3 separate regions of the Homo sapiens genome follow, and regions 1 and 2 are each linked to region 3. A link is a contact called in ENCODE Hi-C data. All regions are on one chromosome and are shown on one strand. Each heading gives the region's core, a stretch centred on a gene start or an enhancer-like site at or near the end of the contact. The rest is flanking DNA. Distances are from core to core; before and after follow the strand shown. Region 1 holds the start of CCNF (cyclin F). Region 2 holds the start of ABCA3 (ATP binding cassette subfamily A member 3). Region 3 holds the start of MRPS34 (mitochondrial ribosomal protein S34).

Region 1 (3,515 bases), core at 557-3,056, 660 kb before region 3:
GCCATTTCAGGATGTGAAAGAGCACATCTTCGGGGAGACTCAAGATGGTCAGGTTTCGGGGCCTCCTCCTTATTCTTCGCTTTGTAGGATAACAGAAACACTTGGCACACCTACAGTGGACCACTGAAGGAAAAAAAGACAGAAGCCTTGATAAGATGAAAAATTATTCTATATACACACCCTTGAAGGGAAAAAAAAAGGATAAAAGTTACATCTGAAGATGATCTAATGGTTACTATTCCCTGTGCCACAAAAGATGGAACTATGCTTCTTGTCCCAAACAAAGATTATGTAAAGGAGTGGCATTGCACAAATTACAGAAGAGATCATTCATTTTCAAATATTCAACAAATATTTATGGCAAATAGCGCATGTCATGTAACTTGGCTATTGGGAAACTTTCTGATCCAGAGCCCACATGACAGGCAGGAAGGGGAAAAAGCTGCCGAAGCTGAGGACGGTTTTCCTTCTATTTCACTCTCAGGAAAACTCCTGGGGCCTTTGCTGGATAGCTTTGCTTTTTGCACACGTGACCAAGGTGCATAATGTTCAATAAAGATCTGTGGGCTTGAAGAGTCTGGTTTTCAAGTCCAAATTAGAAGGGTCGGCCCTGGAGAGAAGCCACAGACTTGGAGGCCGGGGCAGTGTGCGTCCAAGTCTCAGCTCTGCAGAGTCTCAGTGTGCCCTCTATTGTAGAATGCGGAGTTGACAGCTACGCAGTAAGGTTGTTGCTCAGGTCCCAACACAAACCTAGACCTGTAGGTTTGTGTACAGATGCAATCATTAAAGGTGAGACGGGCATTCCACCCACCAGGCAGGCAGCCCGGACATGCTTCTCAGATGTGCTCTCTCCTCTTCCCACAGCCGGATTTTCCAACTCCTACTCCAGCAACCCCTTCCTCACTCTAAGCAGATGACCTTAGCCCTTATTTCACAGGGAAACAGAAGCCCTCAGACAGGAACCTCAGGATCCTGCCTCCCCATCTACAAATCTACCTTTCTATCCATCCTTCCTTCCAGTCCTGAAAGGAAGCGCCACTCCCCTCTGTGGGCCCAAATCCCTCCCCGCCTTGCTAGGACTTCCTAGCGATTGCTCCCGGCTCCCCTCTCTTGACCGGGGTCTTCCTGTTAGCAATTAAATCAGCTGCAAAAGCCAAACGTATTCCAGGGCGACGAATTCTCAAAGATTCTATAGACCTCTCCATAAAATATTCCTCATTCTCCGGCTCCAGGACAGATACTATGATAATAGCTGAAACCACAGTTCGTGTTTCCTGTGCCTCAACGCGCGCGGGGCCGAACGCTGCTTTCCACAGAGCTAGGTCCACGGCCCCGCTGGACTGAGGCTCGGTCAGGGCCCGGCCGGGCTGCGGGATCGCTTCGCCCCCACGCGCTCCGCAGCCCTTTCCCCGACCAGGAGGCGCTGGTGTTTGGCTCCCCGAGACCCGATCGCCGCCCCGGGACCCGATCGCCGGATCGCTGCCCCGGGACCCGATCGTTGCCCCAGGAAAGGGCCGGAAAACGTCGCCGCGGGGGAAGGCTCCGAGGGGCTCGGGCGCCCGCCGGGCATTTAAACCGCGCGCCCGGCCGCCGGGGCTCCCTGCGCGGGACGCGACATCCGCCCCGGGTTAAAGAGCTCGAGCCAGCCCTCTTCAGGCCGCCAGGGCCTCCCCTCCCGCGGGACCCACCGTCCGCCCCGCAGGGCAGGCAGAAGGGGTGTGGGGCAGAAACCAGCGGACATCGCCCCGCACTCACCGCCGCCGCTCCCCATCGCCGCGCTCGCGTCGCTGCCGCCGGAGCCCGCCTGAGAGCGCGCCCGCGCCCCGGCCGGAGCGCGCGTAGCCCTCGCGCAGGCGCAGACCCCGCCCCGCCGCCCACCCCAGTTTTCAAACGCACCCGGCCCTCCCATTGGCCTGCCCGGGGGGGCCGCCGCCGGCCCCGCCCATGTCCCGCCCTGTGCTCGCCTCATTTACCGCCCTCCACGCCCTCCCCGCCTGCTCCGGGACCCGCCATTGGCCGCGCCAGGACGCGAATTCGAACATTGGCCGCTGATTGGTGGAACCCGCGTGGCCGCCCCGCCTCCCCAACGGGGCTGGGGTCCCGTAGGAGCGCTTCCCGGCCGGCGGGCAGGGGTTTGTGGGCGTCCCCTCCCGGCCGCATGGGTTCGGGCTTCGCCGCTGACCCCGGCGACCGGCATCTGCGGTGCCAGATGGGCTGCGAAGGCGCACGCCTGCGGCCAGGGGAAAGAGGACTCCTTGGCGTCCCTCGCAGTCGCGGCCGTGATCCAGCCTGGGACAGCCTCGACGTGGCGCTTCTAAGACGAGGCCGTGCCCTGCCCGGGTCCCGGGGTCGCTCCTGGGCCCGCGACCCTCACCCCCAGCTTGCACGGCCTTCCCTTCCGCCGCCTGCTTCAGGTGGAGACCCTTGGGTTTGTGGCTGAGCCGCTGCTGGGCGGGGATGCTGGCCGGGATCGTGGTAGAGAAAGAGGAGGTCGGAGCTGACGCTGGGAAGTCTCCCCCGCGGAACGCTGACCCCTTCTTCCCGCGAAACGTGGCGCACCCTGGACGCCTCAGTGCTCCAGCCCCGGGGCAAGCCCTCCCCATCACTTTGGCCAGATGCTGCCCCCTGTCTGGCCTCCTCGGCTGCTACCTGGAGCTGCTCGCCGCGGGAAGTGTCGTATCTGCTCACTCTTGTCTTGGGCAGTGCCCATCTGAGCTGTCCTTCAGGAGTCAGCCACACCGCACCCCTTTTACGGCACAGGCTGTCAAGGGGAAGACTCGCAGCCTCCTGACTGTCTGGTGGAGGACAGAGGGGGCTTTTCCTGGGGAAGGCAGGGGCCTGGGCCAAGGCTGCCCACCCCTCCCTCACGCTTCCCTCAGTCTGCACCCTTCCATCCTTCCGGGTCCCCATAGAACTCCTTCAAGTACTGGGCCTGCCCTGGGCACACAGACAGGAGCCCTGGCGTGCAGGCTTCAGCCGGCCTGGGGCAAGAGACAGAGTAAACAGGTGATCACAGCACAGGGTACAGAAGAGTCCGTGGCCCCAGAGAGGGTCTGGAAGTTGGGAATATTCCCTGTCCCGGAATCAGGAAGCGGGTGAAGGAGGGTGAAGAGAGGACAGGCTGAGCGAGTTTGGGGCCTGCTCCCCAGATGTCCCATGTTCTCAGCCCCCAGATTTATTATCCCCTTATCTCACTTTTGTCCTCCTGGGTTACTGTTTCCTACTTTGTCACTGTTACCTGTCTCCCCCTAGGGCAGAGGTGCACTTTCAGGGTTAGCTTCCATAGCATCTTGAAGGGATTAATCAACTAGAGCCAGCCATGAGCACATTAGCCACACCAGCTGCCTCTAGAATCTAGAACAGCATCCTTGGTCCCTAGGTTGTTGTTTAGCTCTATCCTGTGCTTTGTGTCCTGATCACTCTCCTTTCAACATGGACAGGCAAATTTCTTTTTCAGGGAGCAGGAGTTGTCTTGACTGCAGCCATGCCTGCTCTCGCCCCACACCCTGCACTGG
Region 2 (3,892 bases), core at 1,198-3,697, 570 kb before region 3:
GGCCTTCACACCCTCCCACCTCATGATTGTGATTATAATAATTAACAATTAACCTGGCAGAGTTAAGAAAAAAGATATAAAATTAGTACCCTGCAATTGTCTGTCTTGATCTGTAAGGTCATCCTTCTTCCAAAATTCCTACCCTATCTTCCATCTAAGGTAAATTCTGAGTCAGCCAGTTCTGGTACTGGATTTGGTTACAGAGAATTGGGATCCAGTTTTGAAAAGGCCGGAAAAACGTGCAAGGTCTAACAAATTCAATTTGGAAATGGCAAGGATTGGTTTTGGAAAGAAAAATGACTGAGGATATGACCGGGTGAAGACAGGGCCAAGCAGCCAAGTTCACATCATTTTCTGGGACGAAGCAGAGAATGGGGAAGACATTTTGGATGGGGTGTTGCAGTCTGTGAAGACTGATGGGGAAAGGGGGTTTTTAGGATGTTTGCAGCGCATTAATAATCCACTCCCCCACCCATCCTGTAACTGCATTCAATTGTTTGGGGTTTTTTTTCCCCCTGTATGCTCATTACGGAGACTAGGCTATGTAAATCCCTAGCTATACTCACATTATATACTACCATTTATTTGGCATTTATGTGTCAGGTATTGTAGTAAGCACTTAAACATGCATTTTCTCATTTGACCCAAAAAAGAAAAGAATACACCAACAAAAAACCTTTGAGTTTGCTATTATTATTAATTACTATTATTATAATTTCAATTTTAGGGATAGGAAATTGAGACTCAGAAAGATAAAATGACATGTCTACATTAATTGGTGGGTCAAGATCTGAAGCCAGGTCTCTGTGATTCCACTGAACAAATTATTTAGCATGAGCCTCCTCCGCCCCAGGCACTCTAGGACCCTGGATCTAGGCATGAACCTGACGAAGTCCCTTTGCTCGCGGAATGGGCTATCCAGAACATCATCAGAGTGAAAGGTGCTATGTACACAGTAAAATGGGGAACGAGCCGCTCAAACCCTACTCCATCAGGACTCTTGGGGGTGGGCGATTTCCGCCCCCGGCCCGGGGCGTTGCATTAGGTCGGGGCCGTCGGGTCGTGGTGCCGGCGGCTGGCTGGGCGCGGGGCTGGCGGTGCGGGTCGCAGGCGGCTCCCAGCGGCAGGACCGGCAGCAGCCCTCCCTCACCCGGGGCGCCGGGACCACGGACGCACCTCACTGTGGTCCGGCCGCTGGCGGCGCTCGGGGACCCATTGGCCCCGGCCCGCGGCAACTGTCGGCCCCGCGCGGCGCCCGCCCTCATGCTGGAGCCCGGGAGTCCCTCACTCCACCTCTCCCTGCCACGCCAAGGGGGCCCGCCCCTCCCAGGCTCTCCTGCCTGGGGCGACCCAGTCCCACGACCCGGTCCGGCCCAGGGACACCCCGACCCACCTCCCCACTCCCGTCCCGTTAGACCGCGACCCGTCCCTGGGACCGCCTAATGTGACACGCCCGGGACCCTCCCTGCAGGCGACTCCCTGCAGGGCCCCCGCCCTGGACACTCCCTCCAGGTGACCCCGTTCCGCTCGCTCCGTGAGGTGACCCCGACCCTCTCCGGACCACCTCCTCAGGTGACCCCGACCCTCTCCGGACCCTCCCCGACCCTCCCCTCAGGTGAACCCGACCCTCCCCGGACCATCCCGTCGGGTGACCCCAACCATCCCCGAACCCCCCCACCCTCCCCTCAGGTGACCCCGACCCTCTCTGGACCCTCCTCACAGGCGGCCCCGCCCCACCCCGGGACCCTCCCGCCAGGTGACCCCGACAAGGCCGGGCCCTCCTGCCTGAGGTGACTCCTACCCGGCTGGGGACCCCCGAGGCCTCCCTCGCTCCTTAAGTGAGGGCGACTCCGCTCATCCCGGGACACCGCGCCTTCTCCTGTAAACTCGACGCCTGCCCCGACGGCCGAATTCCAGAAGGTTCCTCGCCGCCGCCTCGCCTTCGGTCGCGCCCCAGCGCCCGGCCAGAGGCGGGGAAGCCCTTCCCCCGGTGCCAGGAGTGACGAGGGCCCAAGGAAAGACAGTGCGTGAGGAGAAATGGAGAAACGGCCAAAGTCGAGTTTCCGGGTGTGAAGACTTCCACTGCTGCGAAACGCACGTGCGCAGAGTCATTCCTGTCAGAGGCCACCGCGCCCTCGCTCGGCTACCGCCGCTGCGCGCCCCCTGCTGGACATAGGCGCGGGCACAGAGCAGTGCGCAAGCACGGGCTGCCGCGCGGCCGGGTGCGAACCGCGTACTCGCAGGGTGGCTGACTGCGCACGCGCAAGTCAGAGCGCCCTCTGCCGGGCATGGGCGACATGCAGGGGGCACCGCGCAGGCGCGGGGTTGGGCTGGCCGGAGCGGCCGAGGCGGCCGGGGGTGGACCGGGCACCTGCAGGGGCGGCCGACTGCGCACGCGCCATCCGCGGCGCCCCCTGCAGGAGCCGGAGCGGCCGCTGCGTCCGCCAGTAGCGGGTTGCAGGCGCACCCTCCCCTCCAGGGCGGCCACGCAGCTGTCAGTGCCGCCGCCACTGCGAGGCTGGAGCGGAGCCCGGGTGGCCGAGGGAGGGGACCCCGCGAGAGGGCCGCGCGCCGGCCGCCGCCGCCCCGGCGCCCAGGCTCGGTGAGTGCCGCCGGGACCCGCCGCTCGCGCGCTCGTTCCCGGGGCTTGCGGTCCCCACCCGGGTCCGCCCTTCCCACCCTCGCCGGCCAGCTCGGGCCTCGGGCCCCCCCCAGCTCCGGCCTGGCCTGCGGGCCCCTCCCGCGACCCCGCATCCCCTCCGGCCGCGCCCGCGCCCGCCCCTCCTGCCGCGGCCTCGGCTCCGGGCGCTCCCTGCAGGTGCCGCTCCCTCAGCGTCGGCTCCCATCCGAGCCTTGGGCGTGTCCCGCACTGCGGGCAGTGCCTGAGCCCGCGCCGCGCGGGGAAGCTCGACCCTGCGGAGACTCGGCACGGCCCGGGCCCTCTGTGTGCGCCCAGAAGGTGGATATGTAGCGACCGACAGCCCCGGCCCCGAGGGATGCAGGCGTCCGCCGCGCACTTGCGGAGATGGCGCCGCTTTCCGGCCGCAGGGATGCCGGGCGCGCGGTGGCAAAGCCGCCCGGGTTGGATTCCGCCTGCTCCCACCCTCTGGTTCCGAGGAGCCTCCAAATCCGAATCCAAGGCCCACGGTCCGCGGCGGGCGTTTGCTGCGCCCTCCACTGTGTGGGAACGGGAAAGGGGAGCCGCTAGTCCAGGCGGAGGGGCTTGTGGCAGTCGCCGGAGGCCGCGTTCTCGGCGCCCTCGGTCAGGACGCCTGTGTGCATCGCGTCCGTGTGTCTTGGCTCTGTTCCAAGCCGGCTCCACGCTTCAGAAGGGCCGGGACGGCCTTATGGTCAGGGGCGTGGGGAAGGCGCTTGGTGTCTGTCGCACAGATGAAGCCATGTCCTCAGGGGGTAATTGCCGCTTGTTCTCCGGGTTACGTCCTGGACTGTGCACTCCGGGAAGGCGTCGATTGGATCTTGTTGGGGTTTGTGTTCCTGGAACTCCAGAAATGCCCGCTGAGTGAGTAGCCGAGACCCCGCGACAGCATGGAGCCCAGGCAGGGAGCACGTGGGAGAGGTTCACTCTTCTCCTGGGCATCCCGTCATTTTATTCAGATAGTCTGGGCGCTGCCTTTTGTAAACTTGAAAAGACTAAGACTGTTTTAGAAAGTTTGCCTCATGAGAAATGTAAGAGAAAGGGAAAAATAGATAAAAATGGATGTCATGGGAATCTCCCCCACACTTTCATTTTTAACTTCTTAGATAATTTTTCTTTTAAATTGAACCTTTGCTAACTCTACCTGAAAAACAGGACGACGTCTCTCCCTTCCTAAAGTGACTTACCACCATTCTGACCAGACAGGCTTTTGGAACAGGAGAGGGTAGCACGAGT
Region 3 (3,391 bases), core at 869-3,368:
TGCCAGAGCCCACCTGGAGAAGTGGGATCAGCTGTGCCACAGCAACCCCAGAAGTGTGCCCACCTCCCCTGAACCCCCGTCCCAGCCAGCCCTGCTGTGGGCATGAGAGTGAGCGGTACCACAGGTAGGCATCCAGCCCGATGACAGCCAGGTGGGGCCGGGCGGTGGTCTCGGGGGAGATCCAGGGCACCCAGTGGGTTGGGCCAGAGATCTGAAGATGAGAACGTGTGGCACAGTTGTTCACAGGAGGCTGCGGCCTATGGCCATGGGCCACCAGGCCACAGCTGGTTTGCAGAACAGCAAGCCTGAAAAAGAGCCAGTGGTGCCGAGAGGAGCCTCTGTTCCGTTACCCCTTCTGAGAAAACCAGCTCTGTGCCTCCCACGAGGCCAAAGAGGCTAAGGAGACCCTGGAGTGGCTGCTCGGGCACATGTCAGTTCCATTGAGCCCCTCATCCTGGTCCACCTCTGTACTCCAGCCTAGCTTTGACCTAGCACAAAGCAGCAGCTTGAGAGACACTGATCCTGGGACACAGGGACCTGGCAGGGGGTCTAGCCTAACCCCACGCTACCTGGCACCACAGCACCTGAGCACTGCTCCCCGCAGGCAGGGGCCAGGCTGTCTGCTGTCAGAGGACGAAGCCTGCAGCCTACTGCCCGGACCCCGGCCTCCTGACACTTCTCAGGATCCTCTAGGAGCAGCTGTAGCCTCCGCAGGTGCCCAGGAGCTTTCTCCATCTCACCCTAGAAACCTCTACGGCTTTGGATCAGAGAGGAGTCCTGGCCTGCCCCATGCCCCCTCCAGCCCCGTCTACAGGGGCAGGGACCGGCGGAGCAGGCGCCTCCCGGCTGGGAACCCACCCCTCCTGATTAGAGAGGGACTACTGCCACCACCCGAGCACCTGGGTCAGTGTGGCGACGCCCTGCAGAAACTCCTCGGGCTCCAGCAGCAGCAGCAATTCCTGTTCACCTGCAGCCCACACTTCAGGAGGCAGCTGTGGGGACATGGGGACGCGCTGCTGCCTGTCTCAACCCCGGGTGCCCCAGGGGCCCTGCCTGGGCAGTCCAGCAGCAAAGCGGTTCGTGGCCCCAGCCAAGCCCAGGCCCTGACAGGCCTGCTCTACAGAAGCCCAGTGTTCCCTTTCCTGCCAAGGCCAAGCTCAGGCCAGGTCTCTGTGGCTGGCAGGAATCCAGACCACAGCCTGAATCGAGACGGAACCTTCTCCAGCCAGCTCGGCTCTATACCAGCAGAACGGCTTGGGCACCTCCACTTCCCGTTCTCCATCCTTGCTTTACCCATCCGCGAGACGCGCACGGCCCAGGGCAGCTGCCTCAGGGACAGCTCCAGGGCTGAAATCATGGAAGCAAAACAGCCAACTCGCGGCTGGCCCTCGGGAACCCGCGACCACTCACGCTGCGGGGGCAGGGGTCGGGACTCGCTCGGGTCCACCGCAGGCTGCGGGCCGGGCGCTGGGGCTCGATGCGGCACTCGCAGCCCAGGGCCTCCAGGGCCTCCATCAGGACGTCGGCACCGGCGTCTTCCAGGATGGCTGGGACCGGGGGAGAGGAGCGCGGTCACTGCTTCCTTCCACCCTCGCGAGCGCCCTACCTGGGCGGGTGGCCGGACCGGGGAGTCTCCATTCGGCACAAACCCCCGACTGGGAGGCGGGCCCGGCCCCAGGCCCCTCGGCACGCGCGCCCCGCCCAGTCGGACAGAGGGCGCCGCCTGGCGGAGAAAGGCCTTTCCTACCCCGAGTATCGCCCGTGCCCTCCGCCGCACCTGTGTCCACGCACACCGCGAGGCGCTTCAGGACCTGCTCCGGCCGCAGCAGCCGCAACGCCTCGGCAGCCGCCCTGCGCTCACCCGCTGGGTCCCGGGCTCTCGCGGCGGCCTCCGAGCCGGCGGAGTCCTCAGCGTCGGAGTCTGAGATCTCCCAGGTTGGAGGTCGCCGCTGACCGCTCCCGCCCCGTCCCCGGCCCCGGCCCTGGCAAGAGACCCCCGCCCTCCCGGGTCCAACCCGCGCCATGGCCGGACCGACCTCTTCCTCGCTTCCGGCCGCGACCGAACACTTTAGCCTGGGACACCGGCCTCTTCCGGTGACTTCCGGCCGGACCGCTGAGGACGCGGACCCGCCATGGCGCGGAAGAAGGTGCGTCCGCGGCTGATCGCGGAGCTGGCCCGCCGCGTGCGCGCCCTGCGGGAGCAACTGAACAGGCCGCGCGACTCCCAGCTCTACGCGGTGGACTACGAGACCTTGACGCGGCCGTTCTCTGGACGCCGGCTGCCGGTCCGGGCCTGGGCCGACGTGCGCCGCGAGAGCCGCCTCTTGCAGCTGCTCGGCCGCCTCCCGCTCTTCGGCCTGGGCCGCCTGGTCACGCGCAAGTCCTGGCTGTGGCAGCACGACGAGCCGTGCTACTGGCGCCTCACGCGGGTGCGGCCCGACTACACGGCGCAGGTGCGTGCACCCCGTCCGCACCCCGCCCCTGCAGCCGCCTGGTCTCCCCGCCTCCCCTCCTCCCTGCAGGTTTGCGTGGCTGAGGCTCCCACCTCCTGACCTCGGGGGCCGAGAGCTTTGCGAGCTGACCCCGCTTCCTTCTGGCTTTGCAGAACTTGGACCACGGGAAGGCCTGGGGCATCCTGACCTTCAAAGGTAAGGCTCGGGAGAGCGGGTGCCCGGCAGTTCGATGCCGACCGCCGACGGCACAGCAAGTGTGTGCAGACGCCTCTTTTTCTTCATCAGGGAAGACTGAGAGCGAGGCGCGGGAGATCGAACACGTCATGTACCATGACTGGCGGCTGGTGCCCAAGCACGAGGAGGAGGCCTTCACCGCGTTCACGCCGGCGCCGGAAGACAGCCTGGCCTCCGTGCCGTACCCGCCTCTCCTCCGGGCCATGATTATCGCAGAACGACAGAAAAATGGAGACACAAGCACCGAGGAGCCCATGCTGAATGTGCAGAGGATACGCATGGAACCCTGGGATTACCCTGCAAAACAGGAAGACAAAGGAAGGGCCAAGGGCACCCCCGTCTAGAATGCCAGAACCAGCGGGTGGCCTTAGGGGCTGTGAGGCAGTGGGGACCTTATTGATGAAAGAAACCGTCTTTGCGTTACACCCGAGTCTGCCTCTCGGAGCAGGGAGCTCACCTTCCGCGACGTGTTCTGAGGGTCTGCATCTTAGGGGGGAGGGCTGGGGCAAATCGCCACCTGTGCCTTTCCTCTGGCCCTGCTGCCCCCACACCCAACTCCGAGGGCCCACGCTGGGGAAAGCGGGAAGCGCTCGCTCCCTTTCCCCCATTAGTGCTCTCTCTGCCTGGATCCCGGCAGAAGCTATGAAAGGGAATAAAGAGAAAAGAAGTACCCAGGGTCGTGGTGTCTTTGCGCTCTGTCTTTA

Evidence for each region. A loop is a pair of places that touch in the nucleus more often than their neighbours do. Pooled maps may share reads with other maps.
Region 1: a loop to region 3 is called in a pooled map, with 5 times the contacts of the local background. The contact joins the promoter of CCNF here to the promoter of MRPS34 in region 3. A Hi-C loop is called at or near these places in 7 of 50 pooled maps.
Region 2: a loop to region 3 is called in a pooled map, with 5 times the contacts of the local background. The contact joins the promoter of ABCA3 here to the promoter of MRPS34 in region 3. A Hi-C loop is called at or near these places in 4 of 50 pooled maps.

The regions. Positions count from the first base shown.
Region 1 is chr16:2,427,738-2,431,252 of GRCh38, reverse strand. It overlaps CCNF (cyclin F), which reads right to left and starts at 1,806. Exons shown (of 17, transcript NM_001761.3): 1 at 1,756-1,806; 2 at 1-123. The coding sequence starts at 1,771. RefSeq lists silencers at 1,431-1,480, 1,491-2,340 and enhancers at 2,551-2,730, 2,166-2,745.
Region 2 is chr16:2,339,283-2,343,174 of GRCh38, reverse strand. It overlaps ABCA3 (ATP binding cassette subfamily A member 3), which reads left to right and starts at 2,447. Exons shown (of 33, transcript NM_001089.3): 1 at 2,447-2,602. It also overlaps the pseudogene ABCA17P. RefSeq lists silencers at 2,137-2,596, 2,767-2,826.
Region 3 is chr16:1,771,861-1,775,251 of GRCh38, reverse strand. It overlaps MRPS34 (mitochondrial ribosomal protein S34), which reads left to right and starts at 2,118. Exons shown (of 3, transcript NM_023936.2): 1 at 2,118-2,453; 2 at 2,606-2,648; 3 at 2,739-3,357. The coding sequence starts at 2,133. The coding sequence ends at 3,031. It overlaps EME2 (essential meiotic structure-specific endonuclease subunit 2), which reads right to left and starts at 2,442. Exons shown (of 8, transcript NM_001257370.2): 1 at 1,778-2,442; 2 at 1,411-1,547; 3 at 900-992; 4 at 120-211. The coding sequence starts at 2,024. RefSeq lists enhancers at 408-1,196, 2,054-2,193, 2,984-3,073 and silencers at 1,374-1,433, 1,444-1,553, 1,564-1,873, 1,904-2,003, 2,364-2,503 and 1 more.